Linked DNA regions of Homo sapiens: region 1 is linked to region 2. A link is an interaction called in ENCODE POLR2A ChIA-PET data of the cell type or tissue named here. Cell type or tissue: Panc1. All regions are shown on one strand. Each heading gives the region's core, and the rest is flanking DNA. Links, peaks and the distances in the headings are about the cores only.

The links. Peaks named below come from ENCODE experiments on the same cell type or tissue, not always from the same donor. Only the 100,000 strongest peaks of a DNase experiment are listed, where the experiment ranks them.
Region 1: POLR2A ChIA-PET joins it to region 2 with 7 read pairs; 2 of 35 experiments call an interaction of 5 or more read pairs at or near these places.

Annotation. Positions count from the first base shown.
Region 1 is chr15:31,190,746-31,198,745 of GRCh38, forward strand. No RefSeq gene overlaps it. Among named protein-coding and RNA genes, the nearest start is that of LINC02352, 21 kb to the right of the region's middle. In Panc1, for the core only: CTCF peaks have their summits at 6,893 and 7,135; no DNase peak of the experiment used is centred there.
Region 2 is chr15:31,289,775-31,300,249 of GRCh38, forward strand. No RefSeq gene overlaps it. Among named protein-coding and RNA genes, the nearest start is that of KLF13, 32 kb to the right of the region's middle. RefSeq lists an enhancer at 9,019-9,334. In Panc1, for the core only: no CTCF peak of the experiment used is centred there; no DNase peak of the experiment used is centred there; H3K27ac peaks cover 3,166 bases; H3K27me3 peaks cover 384 bases.

The sequences.
Region 1 (8,000 bases), core at 1-8,000, 100 kb before region 2:
ATAAATTAGACAAGAAAAAGAAAAGATGTCCAAATTGGAAAAGAAGAAGTAAAAATATACCTGTTTGGGCTGGGCGCAGTGGCTCACACCTGTAATCCCAGCACTTTGGGAGGCCCCAAGGTGGGTGGATCACCTGAGGTCAGGGGCTCAAGACCAGCCTGGCCAACATGGTGAAACCCCATCTCTACTAAAACTACAATGATTAGCTGCGCATGCTGGTGGGCACCTGTAATCCCAGCTACTTGGGAGGCTAAGGCAGAAGAATTGCTTGAACCCGGGAGGCGGAGGTTGCAGTGAGCTGAGATGGTGCCGTTGCACTCCAGCCTGGGCGACAAGAGTGAAACTCAGTCTAAAATATATATATATATATATATATTTTTTTTTTTTTGAAGAACTATTTGTATACCAATGCTCATAGCAGTATTATTCACAATAGCCAAAATGAGGAAGAAACTCAAGTGTCCAAGATGAATGGACAAACAAAATGTGCTATGTCCATATGATGGAATAAAGGAAGAAAATTCTGACACATGCTACAAGAGGAATGAATCTTGAAGACATTATGCTATAAGTGAAATTAGCCAGTCACAACAGGACAACACTGTAAGATTCCAATTATATGAGGTACCTCGAGTAGTCAAATCCATAGCAACAGGAAGTAGAATGACGGTTGCCAGGGGCTGGGGGCAGGAGGGAATGAGGAGTTGTTGTTTAATGGATACAGAATTTCAGATATGCAACTTGGAAAGAGTTCTGGAAACTGGCTGCACAATAATGTGAATGTACTTAACATGACTGAGCTGTACATTTATAAATGGCTAAGATGGTAAATTTTATGTTATATATATTTTACCACAATTCAACATTTTAAAAATGCTGGTGAAGATGTATAGAAAAATGGATCACTCATCTATTGCTGCGGGAATATAAAGTGGCACAGCCATTCTGGGATGCGGTTTGGCAGTTACCTATAAAACCAAACATGCAGCTACCATATGACCCAGCAATTGCACTCTTGGGCATTTATCTCGGAGAAATGAAAATTTATTTTTACACACAGCCCTGTGCATGAGTGTTCATAACAGCTTTATTTGTAATAGACCCAAAGTAGAAACAGCCCAGATATTCTTCAATAAGTGAAAGCCTAAACAAACTATGGAGCATCCATGTTATGGATACTCAGTCATGAAAAGAACAAACCATTCACACACACACAACAACTTGGATGAAATTTCAAGAGAATTATGCTGAGTGAAAAAAGTCAATTCCAAACGGGTACATACTGTCTAAATCCATTTATGTAACATCTTTGAAATGATAAAATTATAAAAATGGAGAGCAGATTAGTGGTTGCCAGGGTTAGGGAAAGGGTGGGAGGAAAGGGAGATGGAGCGGCTATTAAAAGGGATCCTTATGGGGATGGAAATAGCTGTGCCTTGATGAATCTATGTCAATATCTTGATTGTGATGTTGTACTACAGTTTTGCAAGATGTGATTATTGGGGGAAACTGGTGAAGGGTACATGAAAATCTCTGTATTACTACTAATATCTGCATTTGAATCTACAATTATCTCAAAATAAAAAAGTTTAATTTTAAAAAAGCAATAATAATAGATTATTATCTCTCCCTGTTTTCTGTGAGCATGGCAGCTACAGGTTGTCTTTGCTCCTGTGTGTCTGGGGTCTTAAGTGAAAAATGCTAAGGCAGGGGTGGGACCAACTGGAGGCCTCTTCCCGACCTATCTATCAGTAAGTTGGTGCTGGCTGCTGGCTGCTGGCTGGGACCCGAACTTGACTGTCAACCAGGACACCCACACATGGCTTCTCTGTGTTGCCTGGGCTTCCTCACAGCATGGTGGCTGGCTTCAAGTTCAAGTGTCCCAGTTAAAAAAACCAAGCCAATGGGAAGCAGTGTCATCATTTTTGACTGAGCCTCAGGAGTCACCCGGCAAATCCGCAGTCACAAAGTCTCCCCCAGACACAGGGGGAGGGAATTCTTACTTCTTCACGGGATTAGGCAAGGTTCTAGAAGGATAAATATTGTCATGGCCACTTTTGTAAAGAGTCAGCTTCCTCAAAGAAGGTCTTCCAAAGTGTAGAAAGTCCAGGCCTCAACACTCAGATCCTCCTTGAAATGCACTCTGAGAGACTAATGAGCTGTGATTTGAACCTGGGTCCCTTGGCCTAGGAGCCCCAAAAAGCTGGGGCAGTGTCTGGAGGCAGTCCCCTTCCTCCGCTTCCCTTCCTTTTCTGCATGGCTGGATGATTCGTTGGGCCCAACATGACCCAGTGGAGCCACCGTTACCAGCACGTGGTCAGGAGGAGGCTCAGGTGAGGGCCGGTACAGACTAAGCTGGAGCCCCAGATGCTGCCATTGCAGACACCTCCAGACTGTGGCCCTGGAACCAAGGGGCCTCAGCACAGGGAACTCAGAGGAAGGGCGTCGGGCAGGTATGAGGCCCCATCCCAGGCCATTTGGGAGTGGGGTAGACCAGGACTTCTTCAGATCAGAGGACTTCCCTCTTCCATCTGCTTTCCCTCAGGAAAAATGGCCTAGGGAAGATTTTTCAGCGGTTGACAGATGGGATCCATCCCTCCATCCACCCATCCAACACTCTGGGACCTGCTCGCCAGGATCCGGGATGATGGGAGCGGGAGACCAGCACAGATCAGCGCAAGGCCAAGCGGACACTTGGAAGCCCCCATTGTGGCCACCACACTCTAAGTGCCTGTACTCAGGACTGAGCTGATCTGTGTCGGGGCTGGAAGGGCAGAGGCAGGAGGGAGACCCTCCAAGGCTGGAAAGGTGGGTGCTGGAGCTCCAAGACTGTGGTGAGGGAAAGGCACTGCAACTGAGAGTGGGGCTTGGACGAGGGGATGTGGCTGAGGCCCTCACAAGGCTGCGGGTCCTCGCTGAAGTCCCTGGTTGGAGGCTGCAGCCTCAGGGAACGGGGTGGTGGAAACTCCCTCCACTGTCACAGAGAGATGGCCAGGAAGTAAGTCTCCACCTGAGGACTAGGGGAAAGCAACAAAGCCCAGCCTATGCCCCACACTGTACAGTTTTCTATTGCAGCACAGTGAATCACCACAATTTGGTGACATAGGCCAGACGAATTTATTATCTCAGAGTTTCTGTGGGTCAGGAGTCCAAGCACAGCTTAAAAAGACTCTCAGCTGGGCACGGTGGCTCACGCCTGTAATCCCAGCACTTTGGGAGGCTGAGGTGGGTGGATCACCTGAGGTCGGGAGTTCGAGACCAGCCTGAACAACATGAAGAAACCCCATCTCTACTAAAAATACAAAATTAGCAGGGTGTGGTGGCATGCACCTGTAATTCCAGCTACTTGGGAGGCTGAGGCAGGAGAATCGCTTGAACCCAGGAGGTGGAGGTTGTGGTGAGCCAAGATCACACCATTGTACTCCAGCCTGGGCAATAAGAGCGAAACTCCACAGTAAAAAAAAAAAAAAAAAAACTCTCTGCTTAGGGTCTCACCAGGCTGTAATCAAGTTTCCGTTCATTTATTTGGAGCTCCATGTTCTCTCTAAGCTCATTCAGGTTGCCCAGTTTGTAAGTTGCAAGATTCAGTTCTATCTTGCAGTTCCAAGACTCGGGTCCCCACTTTGTTGCTGGCTGTAGGCCACCCTGGGACTTGTCTCAGCTTCTGGAGACCATGCTTGGTCCTCGCGACATGGACTCTGTGTGCATCTACTCTGGGACTGCTATAAAGAAATACCGGAGGCTGGGTCATTTATAAAGAAAAGGGGTTTAATTGGCTCATGGTACTGCAGGCTGTACAGGAAGCATGATGCTGGCATCTGCTCGGCTTTGGGGAGGCCTCAGGAAACTTACAATCAGGGCAGAAGGTGAAGGGGAAGCAGATACGTCGTCTTACATGGCTGGAGCAGGAGCAAAAGAGGTGAGAGGGGAGGTGCTATCCACTTTTAAACAACTAGATCTGGTGAGGACCCACTATCATGAAGACAGCAACAAAGGGATGGTGTCAAACCATGAGAAACTGCCCCCATGATCCAATCACTTCCCACCAGGCCCCACCTCCAACACTGGGGATTACAATTCCACATGAGATTTGGGTGGGAACACAGATCCAAACCATATCAGACCCACAAGCAGTCTGCAACACGACAGTCTGCTGTCTTCTGGGCCACGTCTCCATGAAGCTTCACCTTCTTTCAAAGGCTCCTCTGGTTGGGCCAGGCCCACCCAGGATAACCTGGATAGTCTCCCTCTTGATTAATTCAATGTCAACTGACTTGTGACAATCACAGGAGTGACATCCTATCATAGTCACTGATTCTGCACACACTAAAGAGGAAGGAATTCTATAGGGAGTTCATACCAGGGGCAGGACTCTTGGGGCCATGCTAGAATCCCGCTTGCCACATATGGGTTTGGAGTCTGAATTTACACCTGTCGAATTGTGGAAATCTCCATGATTAACATCCATTAGGTCCCAGGCAGGAGATATCTTTGCAGTGCATGACAGAGGCAAATAGAAAAATTCTCACAGAAGGCTGGTCGTGGTGTCTCACGCCTGTAATCCCAGCACTTTGGGAGGATGAGGCGGGTGGATCACGACGTCAGGAGATCGAGACCATCCTGGCTAACACGGTGAAACCCTGTCTCAACTAAAAAATACAAAAAAATTAGCCGGGCGTGGTGGCAGGCGCCTGTAGTCCCAGCTACTCAGGAGGCTGAGGCAGGAGAATGGTGTGAACCTGGGAGGTGGAGCTTGCAGTGAGCCGAGATTGTGCCACTGCACTCCAGCCTGGGCGACAGAGCGAAGACTCCAGCTCAAAAAAAAAAAGAAAGAAAAATTCTCACAGGAAAAAAAAATTATATATATATATATATTATATATATATAAATTATATATATTATATATATTATATATATAAAAATTATATATATTATATATATTATATATATTATATATATAAATTATATATATAATATATATTATATATATTATATATATAAATTATATATATAATATATAAATTATATATAATATATATATTATATATATAAATTATATATATAATCACTGAAGATAACATCACAATAAAAAAATTGAACAGACACACGGAAACTCCATTCCCTGCATAAGCAAGTCAGCAGGCAAAATGAATAGGAGCATTGGGATCCATCCCAGGACCTGCAGACCTCTCCTCCTCAACAGGTGTGTGTAATATAGGTTTCCTACCGTGTACTTGGCTGTTGATCTAGATATTGCTTAAAAGGACAGTGAGATTGCATGAAAACCACCACCTACAAAGATGATGAAAATTTTCATTATGAAATTTTGTATTTCATTAAGTTTTAAGATATTTTGTAATGTTTTCCACATGAATGAAACTTTATCATATGTGACCCATTGCACTATTTGATCATATTATGTACAATTTGGGATTAATTTTCAAACCTAAGTATTGCTTTAAGAATTTGAGTAATGAGGCCGGGCACAGTGGCTCACATCTGTAATCCCAGCACTTTGGGAGGCTGAGGCGGGAGGATCACACTTGAGGCCAGGAGTTCGAGAGCAGCCTGGCCAATATGGTGAAACCCTGTTCCTACTAAAAATACAAAAATTAGCCAGCCAGGTGTGGTGGCACACACCTGTAATCCCAGCTACTCAGGAGGCTGGGAGAATCATTTGAACTTGGTAGGCAGAGGTTGCAGTGAACCAGGGTCATGCCACTGCACTCCAGGCTGGGCTGGGCATTTTTTTTTTTTTCTGGAAAAAAAAGAAAAGAAAAGAAAAGAATTCGAGTAATGATTCCAGTTGCTACCACCTCATCAGAGCAAAGTTTCTCTAAATTGAATTTAAATATATTTAAATATATATATAACAACTATTTTGTTGATTCAGGAAAGGTGTAACTTGGCTTTCCTATCATTTGAACATAAATCTATGAAAATCTCATTATCTCAACATAATCAGTGATTTTGCTAAAGCAAAGGCAGGAAAAATAAATTTTACAGAATAAATAACAGTTTATGAAGTATGACTTTATTATTCATGCAAACAACACCAACCCATCAACATCACACCCAGACATGAACAATAATTAAATTCAGCCATCTATGATATTTTGCCACGTTTCAATCATATAAAAACTGTAACTTTATACATATTAGTTTGATTTATGACCTTTACTTTTTTTTTTTTTTTTTTTGGTAGAGATGGGGTCTCCTCATGTTGGCCAGACTGGTCTAGAACTCCTGACTTCAAGTGATCCGCCCTCTTCAGCCTCCCAGAGTGGTGGGATTACCTTTCTTTTTTTCTTTTTTTTTTTTTTTTTTTTTTGAGACAGAGTCTCCCTCTGTCCCCCAGGCTGGAGTGCAGTGGCGCAATCTTGGCTCACTGCAAGCTCTGCTTCCCGGGTTCACACCATTCTCCTGCCTCAGCCTCCCGAGTAGCTGGGACTACAGGTGCCCGCCACCACGCCCGGCTAATTTTTTGTATTTTTAGTAGAGGCAGGGTTTCACCGTGTTAGCCAAGATGGTCTCGATTTCCTGACCTCGTGATCCGCCCGCCTCGGCCTCCCAAAGTGCTGGGATTACTGGCGTCAGCCTCTGCGCCTGGCCGAGTGGTGGTATTACTGCAGGTGTGAGCCACCACACCTGACTATGATTTTTACATGTTTAGACATGTGGTCAGAGGGCCCTGGACACTGTCACTCTAAGAGGGTCGCTGGGAAAAAGGCCAAGCCTGGGGATCACAGCAGAGGACACACCTGGAGCAGCTGGGTCTGAGGGACTGGGCTCCCCTCTGAGGTCACGGTGCCCTTGCAGGGAGGGCCAGGCCAGCAGCAAAGACACACATCTCCAGGTTCTGTTGGACCAGGCCTCAATGGCGCCGCCACGTGGCAGCGTGGAGCAATGTCAGGAACCTGCTCTTCCCACACCAAGAAAACTTTGCACCAAGTCCCCAGGGATTTTTTTGGATTGATTGATTGATTTCTTGAGAATTCAAGGCAAGAGGGGACTGCCAGGGGAAGATATGGGGCTTTCTATTTTTAAGGCCAGTGAATACCAGAATGATTAATTTCAAAGATAATTTGCATTCTGAGTTTGTGGAGCGACACACCAAGAAGTAGATTGTTTTGTGCACAGCAGCTGGGAGCAGGTGGCATAGAGGTTAAACCAGGGAACCTGGACCAGACCTGTGCTTATGTGCTGGCTCCATTACTGGTTAGTCGTGTGATGCCAGGCAAGTTCTGTGGTCTCTCCAAGTCTGTCTTCCCCCAAGTCAATGGGAGTCGTGGGCAGCCTCAAAGCCCCAGAGATGCTGTGATTGATTGAGACAAACTTTGCTTGGCTCCTGCACTCAGTACGGGCTCTACCAATGTAGCTCTCTTTCCCTTCTCCTTCTTCTATCCCTAACCTCCCCCTCCTCCTCCTCCCTCGTAGATGGCAATCCTTGAGTGCTTGTTGGGTGAGTTAATGAATTTGGATGCAAGCCACCAAGGGCGATGGACTTGATCGGTTTCTCCAATCATCCTCGAATTGCCTGGATTCCTACCACACTCCGCCTTCCCCTCCTTAGTCAAGTGTGTTGGACTTTTCTGTCTTTGAGTACCCAGCACACTGTTCCCCAGCTGAGGGCCTCCTGTCTCAGTTTACAGAGAAAACAGAGGAATCGGGCACTTGCCTTCCTTCCCCCATCTTGCTGTCAGCCAGCATCCCTTCTCCTCTGCTTCCATGGGGCCAGCCCTGCCTTGTCCCTTCAGCTCACCATGTCTAAGAACTTCACTCCTGCAATTACCCTCCTCTCACAGTTGGGTTACCAAGTCATGTTACATATCTCCACTCTTTCTTTTCTTTTCTTTCTCTTTCTTTCTTTCTTTTTCTTTCTCTCTTTCTTTTCTCTTTCTTTTCTTCTTTCTTTCTCTCTTTCCTTCTCTTTCTTTCTTTCTTTTTCTTTCTTCCTTTTTCCTCTCTCCCTCCCTCTCTCCTTTCTTTCTTTTTCCTCT
Region 2 (10,475 bases), core at 2,476-10,475:
CCACTCCAACCTATTTGTATGGTATATCATTTTGCATCCTTTTACCTTTATCTTATCCATATAATAATATTCTAAATGGGTTTCTTATAGACAGCATACAATTGGTTCTTGTTTTCTAATTCCATTCTTATAATCTCTCTCCTTTAATTTGTATGTTTAAACACTTATATTTAATGTAATTTTTGAAGTTTGGGTTTAGATCTACAATTTCTTTGTTGGTTTTCTATTTGTTCCTTGATTTTTTTATTCTGGTATTTTCCCCTCCCTTCCTTTATTTGGATTATTTAAATATGTTTAGTATTTAATTTATATTTAATTCTTCAGATTTTTAAATGATATCTCTGTACTTTCTTAAGTGATTGCACTGTGGATTACAATATTCATTGTTATATATATATATATATATATATATATATATATATATCTTTTTTGTAATCTACATAGAATTAGTATTTTACCACTTTAGGTGGAATTTTAAAAACTTTTTTTTTTTTTGAGACAGAGTCTCACTCTGTGGCCCAGGCGGGAGTGCAGTGGCACAATCGCAGCTCTCTGCAACCTCCACCTCCTGGGTTCAAGTGATTCTGCTGCATTTGCATTTCAAGTAGCTGGGACTACAGGCGCGTGCCACCATTCCTGGCTAATTTTTGTATTTTTAGTAGAGACAAAGTTTCACCATGTTGGCCAGACTGGTCTCGAACTCCTGACCTCAAGTGATCTACCCGCCTCAGCCTCCCAAAGTGCTGGGATTACAGGCATGAGCCCCTACACCTGGCTGAAATTTAAAAATTTTACTGTCATACTTTACCCTTTTCCCTTTATCATATAGTTGCCATATATGATACATGTGTGATACTACCCCCAGTGAAAATCACATCAGTGTTATACTTTGACATTAAATGGTCATACATATTTTAATGAATTTAAGAGGATAAAGATAGTGTGTTATATTTACCCATATATTTGCCATTTCTGTTTTTCTTCTTAAATTCCCAATGTTTCAAGTTTGCCTCTGGTGTCATTTTCCTCCTATCTAAAAAAAACTTCCTTTAGATTTTTTTTTTCTTAAAGGAGATCTACTGGCAATGAATTTTCTTAATTTTCCTTCATCTTACAATATATTTATACCATTTTCATTTCTAAGGAATATTTTCACTGGACAGAAAACTCTGGGCAGACAGTTTTGGGTTTTTTTTTCAGTATTTTTTAAATGCTGTGCCACTTTCTTCTATCCTCTGTAATTTCTGATGAGAAATCCATCATCATACAAATACTTGATCCCCTGTTTAATGTTTCATTTCTGTTTGGCTGCTTTCAAGATTCTTTTCTTTGTCGTTGTATTTAGCAGTTGATTATCCTGTGTCTGTTCATTAATTTGTTTAAGTTTATCTTGTTTGGGATGCACTGAGCTTCTTGAATGTGTAAGTTCATGTCTTTCACCAAATCGGGAAATTCTCAGCCAGTAGTCTTTCCTTCCTTTCTTCCTTCCTTCCTTCCATCCGTCTTTCTTTTCTTTCTTTCCTTCCTCCCCTCCCCTCCCCTTCCCTCCTTCCTTTCCTTCCTTCCTTCCTTTCTTTCTTCCTTCCTTCTTTCTTTCCTTTCCCTTCCCTTCCTTCTTTCCTTCTTTCCTTCCTTCCTTCCTTCCTTCCTTTCTCTCTCTTTCTCTCTCTCTCTCTCTTTCTTTTTTCTTTTTCCCTTTCTTTTCTTTTCCTTTTCTTTCTTGAGACAGGGTCTTTCTCTGTTGCCCAGGCTGGAGTGCAGTGGTGTGATCTCAGCTCACTGCAACCTCTGCCTCCCTGGTTCAAGCAATTCTCATGCATCAGCCTCCTGAGTAGCTGGGATTACAGGCATGAGCCACCATACTCGGCTAATTTTTGTGTTTTTAGTAGAAACGGGGTTTCACCATGTTGTCTAGGCTGCTTTTGAACTCCTGACTTCACGTGATCCACCTGCATTGATCTCCTAAAGTACTGGGATTACAGGCGTGAGACACCACACCTGGCCTCAGCTGGTATTTCTTCACATATTATATCAGTACCACAGTCTTTCTCTTCTCCTTCTGTGTTTCAATAATACAAACATTAGATCATTTCATGTTATTCCATAGGTTCCTGATGCTCTGTACATTGATTTTCTTTCTTTCTGCTATTCAATTTCTATTGCTCTAGCTTCAACTTTACTGACTTTTTCCTCTGCTCTCCATTCTGTTATTGAGTCCATCCAGGGAATTTTTAATTTCACTTGTTGCAGCTTTACGTTCTAAAATTTTCATTTGTTTCTTGTTTGTATTTTCTATTTCTTTGCTAAGATTTTCAATCCTTTCATCTCAAAAGTTTCCCTTTAGGTATTGCAGCATGGCTACAATAGCTGCTTTAAGTCTTTAAAAATTCCAACATGTGTCATTTTAGGGTTGATGCCTTTTGATTGTCTTTTTCCTTTTAGTTTGAGATTTTTCTGGTTCTTTAAATACAAGGCATTTTGGGTTGTATCCTGGACATTTTGGATATTATGTTATAAGGCTCTGTGTCTTATTTAAATCCCAAAGAGAATGTTGACATTTTTGTTTTAATACACAATTGACCTGATTAGGTTTGGGCTACAGGTTCTGACCCACCACCTGTGGGCTGTGGTTCCAATGTCAATTCAGTTTTCAAAGGCTTTGCAATAATACTATGTGACTCTGCTCTGCCTGTGCATTCTCCATGGGCTTGTCTGGGACCTGGGGTTGTGGTCTACCTGTAAGCTCAATTCTCAAAGCCTGTGGTGTGCTATGAGGAACAGATCCATGCCGACGCAGCTCAGAAGTGAGCCTAGAAATTCATACACAATTCTATGGGCTTTCTCTCTTGAGACCTTTTCTTTCCATTATCTCCTCTGGAGCCTCCCTTTCTCAACCTGTGGCCAGAAAGGCCAGGCTTTAGTTTCTCACTCTGCTACACGCTTCCCACAACTGTGACTGCATCCAGAGCCAATCTGTGGGAGGATCCAGGGAGAGAAAAAACAATGACACTTTGTCTTACACTCCTGGTACCATGGCTCTTCTGGTCAGAGAGAAGGATTCCTGTCCATTAGAGTTTTAGGCACCCTTCCAACAGCCACTGCCCTTGTCACCCCTGCTGCTGTGGGATTGCTTGAGGCTGGGAGGGAGAGGACAGAAAAATAACCAGGGTATTCCTCTCACTCTCTGACTCTCAGGATTCCCCTTTCCTGCTCTTTTAGCAGAAAGAGAAGGCTTCTCTTGGAGTGCTCTTTGTCCACACCCATTGTGCCCTCCCAGGTTTTGGGGGAAGGGGCTTTGAGTCCAGGCTGGGTAATACTGGAGGAAAAGTACATGGGAAATACATCACTAATTTGGTGGCCCCCCGGCTTCTGGCCTCATTCCCCTGTCAGCTTACCATTGCTTTTTCAGAGTTCTCAGGCGGCTGCCCCTTGCCTTCTGTCCAGGAAGCATCATTTCACTCAGTGGAAAGGCAGATGAAAGGTGCTTATTTCTTCTCGCCCAGATCAGGAGCCTACCTCCATCTAGTCAATTTTTCATTTCAGATAGGGTATTTTTCCAGCTCTAGAGTTTCCTTTTTTTTTCTTTTTGTGATTTCAATGTCTCCCCTTGTTATGTTTGCATTTTTTAAAAAAATCCTTGAATATATCTATAATAGTTGTTTTAAAGTCCATGATTACTAATTCTATCACCTCTGCTTTTTCTTGGTCTGTTATTATTGATTCTTTTTTTTGTTTGTTTGTTTTGGGTTACATTTTCCTGCCTTTTGCATGTCTAATAATTTTTATGGAATGCTGGACTTGAGAAAATTGCGTTATTGAATATCTGGATTTTGTTGTCTTCCTTTAGAGAGTGTTGCACTTTGTTCCGATAGGCACTTAATTCCTTTGTGCATCAACTTGAAACTTTCAAGATTTGTTTTAAAACTTTGTTAGGGCTTTATCTAGGGTCATTTCTTTCTGTGTTCTCTATTGAACTACAGGCACATGCCACTATAGAAGGGGGATACATTCTGAGAAATGCATTATTGGGCAATTGTGTTGTGCAAACAACATAGAGTGTTGAGTGTGCTTACGCAAACCTAGATGGTATAGCTTGCTACACACCTAAGTTATGTGGTACAGCCTATTGCTCCTAGGCTACAAACCTGTGCAACGTGCTGCTGAATACTGTAGGCAACTGTGACACAATGGTAAATATTTGTGTATCTAGACATATCTAAACATAGGAAAGGTAATGTGTTGTATTATAATGTCACATGGCTACGATGTCACTAGGTGAGAGGAATTTTTTAGCCCCATTATAATCTTATGGGACTCCTGTCATATATGTGATCCATCGTTGGCCAAAAATATCGTTATGTAGTGCATGACTGTAATTTGGTGTTCAGTGAGGACTCTCTCCTCTGGCTGGCCAGAACTTGAGGGCCTCCCAACCTGTGTGAGCTCTGGTTACTGCAATGTCTACAGCTGCCTATACCTGTGCATTGTGGTTGTATGCCCAGCCCCATGGATTCTTGCCCTATATAGGTACACATCTGTGTTCATCTGAGACTCAGGGTGACCCCATGCAGATTCATGAACCCCTTTTTCTTTTTTGTTTCTTTTTTTTTTTTTTTGAGATGGAGTCTAGCTCTGTTGCCAAGGCTGGAGTGTAATTGGCATGATCTCAGCTCACTGCAACCTCTGCCTCCTGGGTTCAAGTAATTCTCCTGCCTCAGCCTCCCGAGTAGCTGGGACTACAGGCACTCACCACCATGCCTGGCTAATTTTTGTAATTTTAGTAGAGATGGGGTTTCGCCATGTTGGCCAGGCTGGTCTTGAACTGCTGACCTCAAGTGATTCACCCACCTTGGCCTCCCAGAGTGCTGGGATTACAGGCAGAAGCCACCATGCCTGGCCTATGAGCCCCTTTTTCTGCCTCCTCAAACTCCAGTTGCAGTTTCCTCAGCTCGGCAAGACCACTGTTCTCTGCTGGATCCCCTCTCTGTCCCAGGGCTGGGAAATGCCTGCAGGCAAGAAGCCAGGTCGATTGTAGGGCTCATGCTCTCTGCCTAGCTGCTCTGAGGGATCATGTGCCTGCACTGCCTGTTATTTGCAAATAGTTTTTTCATATATTTTGTCTGGTTTCCAACTTGTTTGCAGCAGGAAGGCTAGTGTGATGCCAGTGCTCTGTCTTAACTGGAAGTGAAAGTCTGCTTATTTTAATCAGAATTATTGAATTATTGGACTGCTTTGACAGCATGTAGACAAAGCTCTAAGTTGCTTTTTAAATATGTTACCTGGTGGAGCATGATGACTCATACCTGTAATCCCAGCACTTTGGGAGGCTGAGCAGGGAGGATCACTTGGGAGGATCACTTGAGCCCAGGAGTTCAAGGTTAGAGTGAGCTATGATTGTACCACTGTACTCCAGTCTGGGTGGCAGAGTGAGACCCTGTCTATAAAAAAAAATACATAAAATTAAAATGTTACCTGATAAAAGAGATAGCCTAAGAAATTTAATTGAAATAAATATTGTACAGCCTGATTGCATTTTCAGACTTCTGACACAGTCCCGTGAAACTGTCTTAGGGAGATCCAGGGAAGCCTGTTTCTTAGAAAAAGGCTGCCATACTCTAAGAAGCAGCTCTATGATAATATTTGCAAAGCAATTAAACACAAACTTGTACTCCTGATTGTTACTGCAAAAGTAATACCTATCCATCATTGAAAATTTAGAATGTAATGGCAAGTCCCCCAAAAGAATCACCCATAGTCCCCATCAGTTAGCACTTGTCACTCTTTTTATTGTAGCACTAAACATGTATACTCTGTTGTCAATATATCCACACAAATAGTCTTGTATGAAAAAATTAGCTCATAATGTATGACTTCTATAAATGCTATGTTTGGGTCTCCCTAGCAGGGTGGATCTGATGGAAGAATTAGGGAGGTTGTTGATGATGCAAATTTACAAGCCAGTTATTTGCTGCACTGACCCGAAGTAGGCGGGTTGTTGCATGTGGATGGTGGCAGGATGGATGTGGGATGGACGAGTTCACTGAGAAGCCTCCGAGGGCTGTGGCTGCTGGGATGGCAGGGGAGTGTCCCTTGTTTCCCCTGGACATGCAGTGAGGCACAGGGAGAATCGATGCACGGGGAGAATCGATCCACGATAGGACCAGCCCCACCCCTCCTTCCCCCTAGGAGGTGGGATGGCAGACAGAGACACTTACAGACCATCTGTCCCAATAGTCCATAGAAGCCTTCTGGAGTCACAAATTTGCTGTAAGTTTATCTTCATTTAAAAAAATTATGTTGTAAACCAGAATTAAATAAAAGACACCAATTCAAGAAAGCTATATTGTGGAAATAATTTTTTTAAAGGCAAGTTATAAAAAGACAGGATAATTGTATTAAGAAACTTGAGACAAAGCCTTGTTGCTGTGAATAAGCTTAATTATTTAAATTTGACCTTCTTGGCAGTCAAGGCAAAAAAAAAGGAAAATAAAGAACATTTATAAAGCGCTTGCTATCTAACACAGTTCCGTGATTCTTTATTAGAAACCCTTGGGGGTGGATGCTTTTCTGATTCAGAACATTTGGATTTTAGACCAGTAATAAACTGCATATGTATGTTAAGTAACATGCTAACAGGATCGGGGTGGCAACTCATGACCAAGCACATTCATACATTTTTGCTGTGAAACATGCAAATATTCACACTAAGACTTTAACTATCCTTATATCTGACCAGGTCAGGTTTTGCCACCAAATGAGTTTGCCACAAACTTATGGAAAAAGTCTTGGTTTTCAGGAATATTTAGATTTTGGAACTGTGAGTTAGAGACTGCAGACCTGTAATAGAAGCTGTTAATTAATCTCTAGGGAGGGAGAAATGTTTTCCTACTTCACAAATCTAATACCATGTGGACTTTAAAGATATTGCACAACAAAAGGAGCAGGTTCACAGTGGATGTTTTACAAAAAAAATGCATTGTGTCAACAAACTCAACTGAACTCTATTGGACGGGCATCTGGCCTGCCACCAGGACGCCGGGAGGGGCAGGAGAGGGCAGGACGCAGCCCTGGATGCGGGATGACCTTTGCCTTTCAGGTACACATTGGCGGGTGGTGTTCTGCCTCAGGGGGCCAGAGCACAAAGGCAGCAGGGATTGAGTCCTGGGAGGAGGCCAGGGACTGAATCAGACGAGGCTCTGCAGGGCAGTGCCAGGTGTAGGGTGTTTGTTTGGCTGCAAGTGACAAAGACCCAGGCTCAAGCTGGAGGAGCAACAGGGACTGAGGATCTTGTAGCAGAAAGTGCAGAGGCAGGGTGGCAGTGGGCACCCTATGCCAGGCTCCAGGGTGTCTCCCTGAGTGTGGCCCTCCTCCGGGTGTGGCCTCACCCTTGGCTGGTAAAAGATGTGATATCCTGACAATGGCAAAAGTCCAGTGGAACATGCTAGACTATTTCTTCCTGTGGGTCTCTTTTATCAGAGAGGAAACCTTAGCCAGGAATTCCCAGCCGACTTTTGTTTATGTCTCATCAGCAGGACAGGGTCCTCAGCCCCTCTCAGCAAGTGGGGAGAGAGTCAAACAGCTGGTAGTGGCCAGCCAGGACGGTCCCCACATCACTGGCAGGGAGGAGGGGGCACATCAAGGTGAGCCTCAAATAGTGGGGAAACGGGGGTCACAGCCAATGGGCCGGCCACCCATTGAGCTCACCAGGGGTGGGGAGAAGGGTATGCGGGGATAAGACAGAGCTAGTGGGAAGTCAGCCTTAAAACCCTGGGGTGGGTTGCAAGGACATGGGTGATGACAACCAAGGGAAGTCCTAGGCCTTGAGCTCGTGGGGAAAGGGGCCAAAAGGGCCTGGGTGAGTCTGGTCAGAGCTGCTCCTTCAGCATGGAGAGGCTTGGGAAAGCAGTGGGTTTGGGACTAGCGGAAGTGAGGGGCTGAGCCCCAGCTCGGGCAGTGATACGGGGGCCAGATCAAGGCACCTTTCAGGGCTGCAGGGCTGAGCGCACCCCAAAGCCCACCTGCTCCACACCTGTGCAGGAAGGGCAAGCCATGTGTCTTCTGTACCTGTGTGCACCACTCCAGTCTCTGGAAGTGTGGGTTGCTTCTCCCACACCAAGCAATGCAGTTCTCTACAAATGCCAAACAGGTGTCCTACAGTGTAACTCAATTCTGACTCAATCTACTTTGATAGCATCAGACCCCACAGGTTAAGGGCTGGGCTCAGTCCCAGAGAGCTGCCCCGCCCCGTCACATGCTGATTGCAGGTCCAGGTTGTCACTTGTGTTTCTGACAAACAGGCTGTAAATCAGGGGTTCCCGGGACTCCCTCCCTGGGTTCAGTCATTTACTAGAATGGCTCACAGAACTCAGGGAAACACTTTACTTACGTTTACCGGTTTATTTTAAAGGATCTTGTAAAAGATACAGATAAACTGCCAGATGGAAGACATGCACAGGTGGTCAGCGTGGAAAGGGGTGGGAGCTTCCGGGCCTCTCTACGTGCCACCCTCCCAGCCCCTCTGTGTGTTCAGCATAGGGTTCTCCCAACCTGTCATTTCAGGTTTTTATGGAAGCTCCATTACATAGACTGATTGATTACATCACTGGCCATTGGTGATCAAGTTGACCTTCAGCTCTTCTCCCCTCTCTGAAGGCGGGTAGTGGAGCTGAAATCCCAACCCTCTGATTATTGGTTGGTTCCCCTGGCAACCAACCCCGCTCCTGATTCTACCCAGGAGTCCCTAGCCACCAGTCCCTCCCATGAGCACACAAAAAGACACTTATGGCTTTGGAGATTCAAGAGTTTTAGAAGCCATGTGGCAGGAAAGAGGGTGGGGAGACCACAAAGGCCAAATGCATATTCCTCATTATAGCGCAATGTCACAATGTCCTGGTGTAGGAAAGTGATGGGTTCAGCTACCGCACTGCTGATGGGATACCTTCTATCCGTTTACCTTGACAGCTAAGTCTTCACAATGACCGCAAGGCCAGCCTCAAGTGTAGGATCCTGGAATCCGTTCTGCACAGAAGTGTGGCCTAGGCCCCGCCGGTTCCCCTCGTCTCCCACTCCTTGCCCATCCCACAGTCCCGCTAGCCCAGCCCAGCCGAGCCCAGCCCAGCCCACATGGGGATTATCACTGGAAACAGCTGCCCCTTCTGGCGCAAGGCCCACAGCTGTGCACCCCTATCAGGAAGAGACCCGGGGAGACCCATGAGGCCCAGGTGGAGGTGTCTGGGGGGAATTCTAGGCCCCAGGGCCAGCTGCATGGTCTAGAAGGGGCACAGGTCTGGGTGGGCAGATCTCCTGGGCCCACAGACTCCTTGTCTGTGGGGAGGGCACCACTGGAGGAGGGCCCGGAATAGGAGCTCTGATGGTGGCACTGGCCTCCATGCAGGGGGTGACAGGGGAATGCAGGGAAGGAGGGGGGGGAGGACTCTAAAGGAATACCGCATCACCTGGCCTGGGCCAGGAGGAGCGTGGTGCCCCCTTCACCAAGATGGGGCCTCCCAGGGAAATGGCTGGGCATGCATTCTTTTCTTTTTTTTTTTTTTTTTGAGACAAAGTCTCACTCTGTCACCCAGGCTGGAGTACAGTGGCGTGATCTCAGCTCACTGCAACTTCCGCCCTCTGAGTTCAAGCGATTCTCCTGCCTCAACCTCCCGAGTAGCTGGGATTACAGGTGCCTGCCACTGCTCCCAGCTATTTTTTTTTTTTTTTGTATTTTTAGTAAAGACAGGGTTTCACCATCTTGGCCAGGCTGGTCTTGAACTCCTGACCTCATGATCCACCCGCCTCGGCCTCCCAAAGTGCTGGGATTACAGGCGTGAGCCACCGCACCCAGCCGCATTCTTTTCATGTTAGTGTGGAGTCTTGGTATTTTTGAATGGCATAATATTCCACCGTGCAGATGGTGCCTCATCACACCCGGGCATCCCCGTCACCCCAGGGTGCAGGCTGTGCTGTTGGGAGGTTTGGAAAGGAGAGGAACCCAAGGGTAGGCTCCAAACAACACTCGGGCCAGGGAGGGCTCTCTCTTCTCCATTTGGGGTGTTTCTTGTTGATTTGTTTCCTTGTTTGTGGGAGCCTTGAGCAGGACTGGGGGCTTGCAGGAAGGCATGGGCGGCATGGGCAGAGCAGTCTTGCTCGTTTTGTTTGTGTGAAAGCTGCGCTCCTGGAGGCAGACCCCCAGGTGGCTGGAGGCCCTGAGGTCTGGAGCTCCCTTTTCTCCTTGCAGCCGAGTTGGCCCGGGCTGAGGCTCTAAGTCAGAGCCGTCCATGCATCAACTGCAAGAGAAAGGGAGAGTGTGGGGGCCCTGGGCTGGAGCAGAGACAGAAGGACCAAGCTCTGGGAGAAGTTGTGGCCTGGGTGCTGGCCGCCCCTGGAAGGAGTGCAGCTGGGGGCCCCTGGATGATAGCCCTCCTCCAGGGCACTATGATTACAACTCGGTGTTTGTTCATGCCCCCACCCAGGCCCCA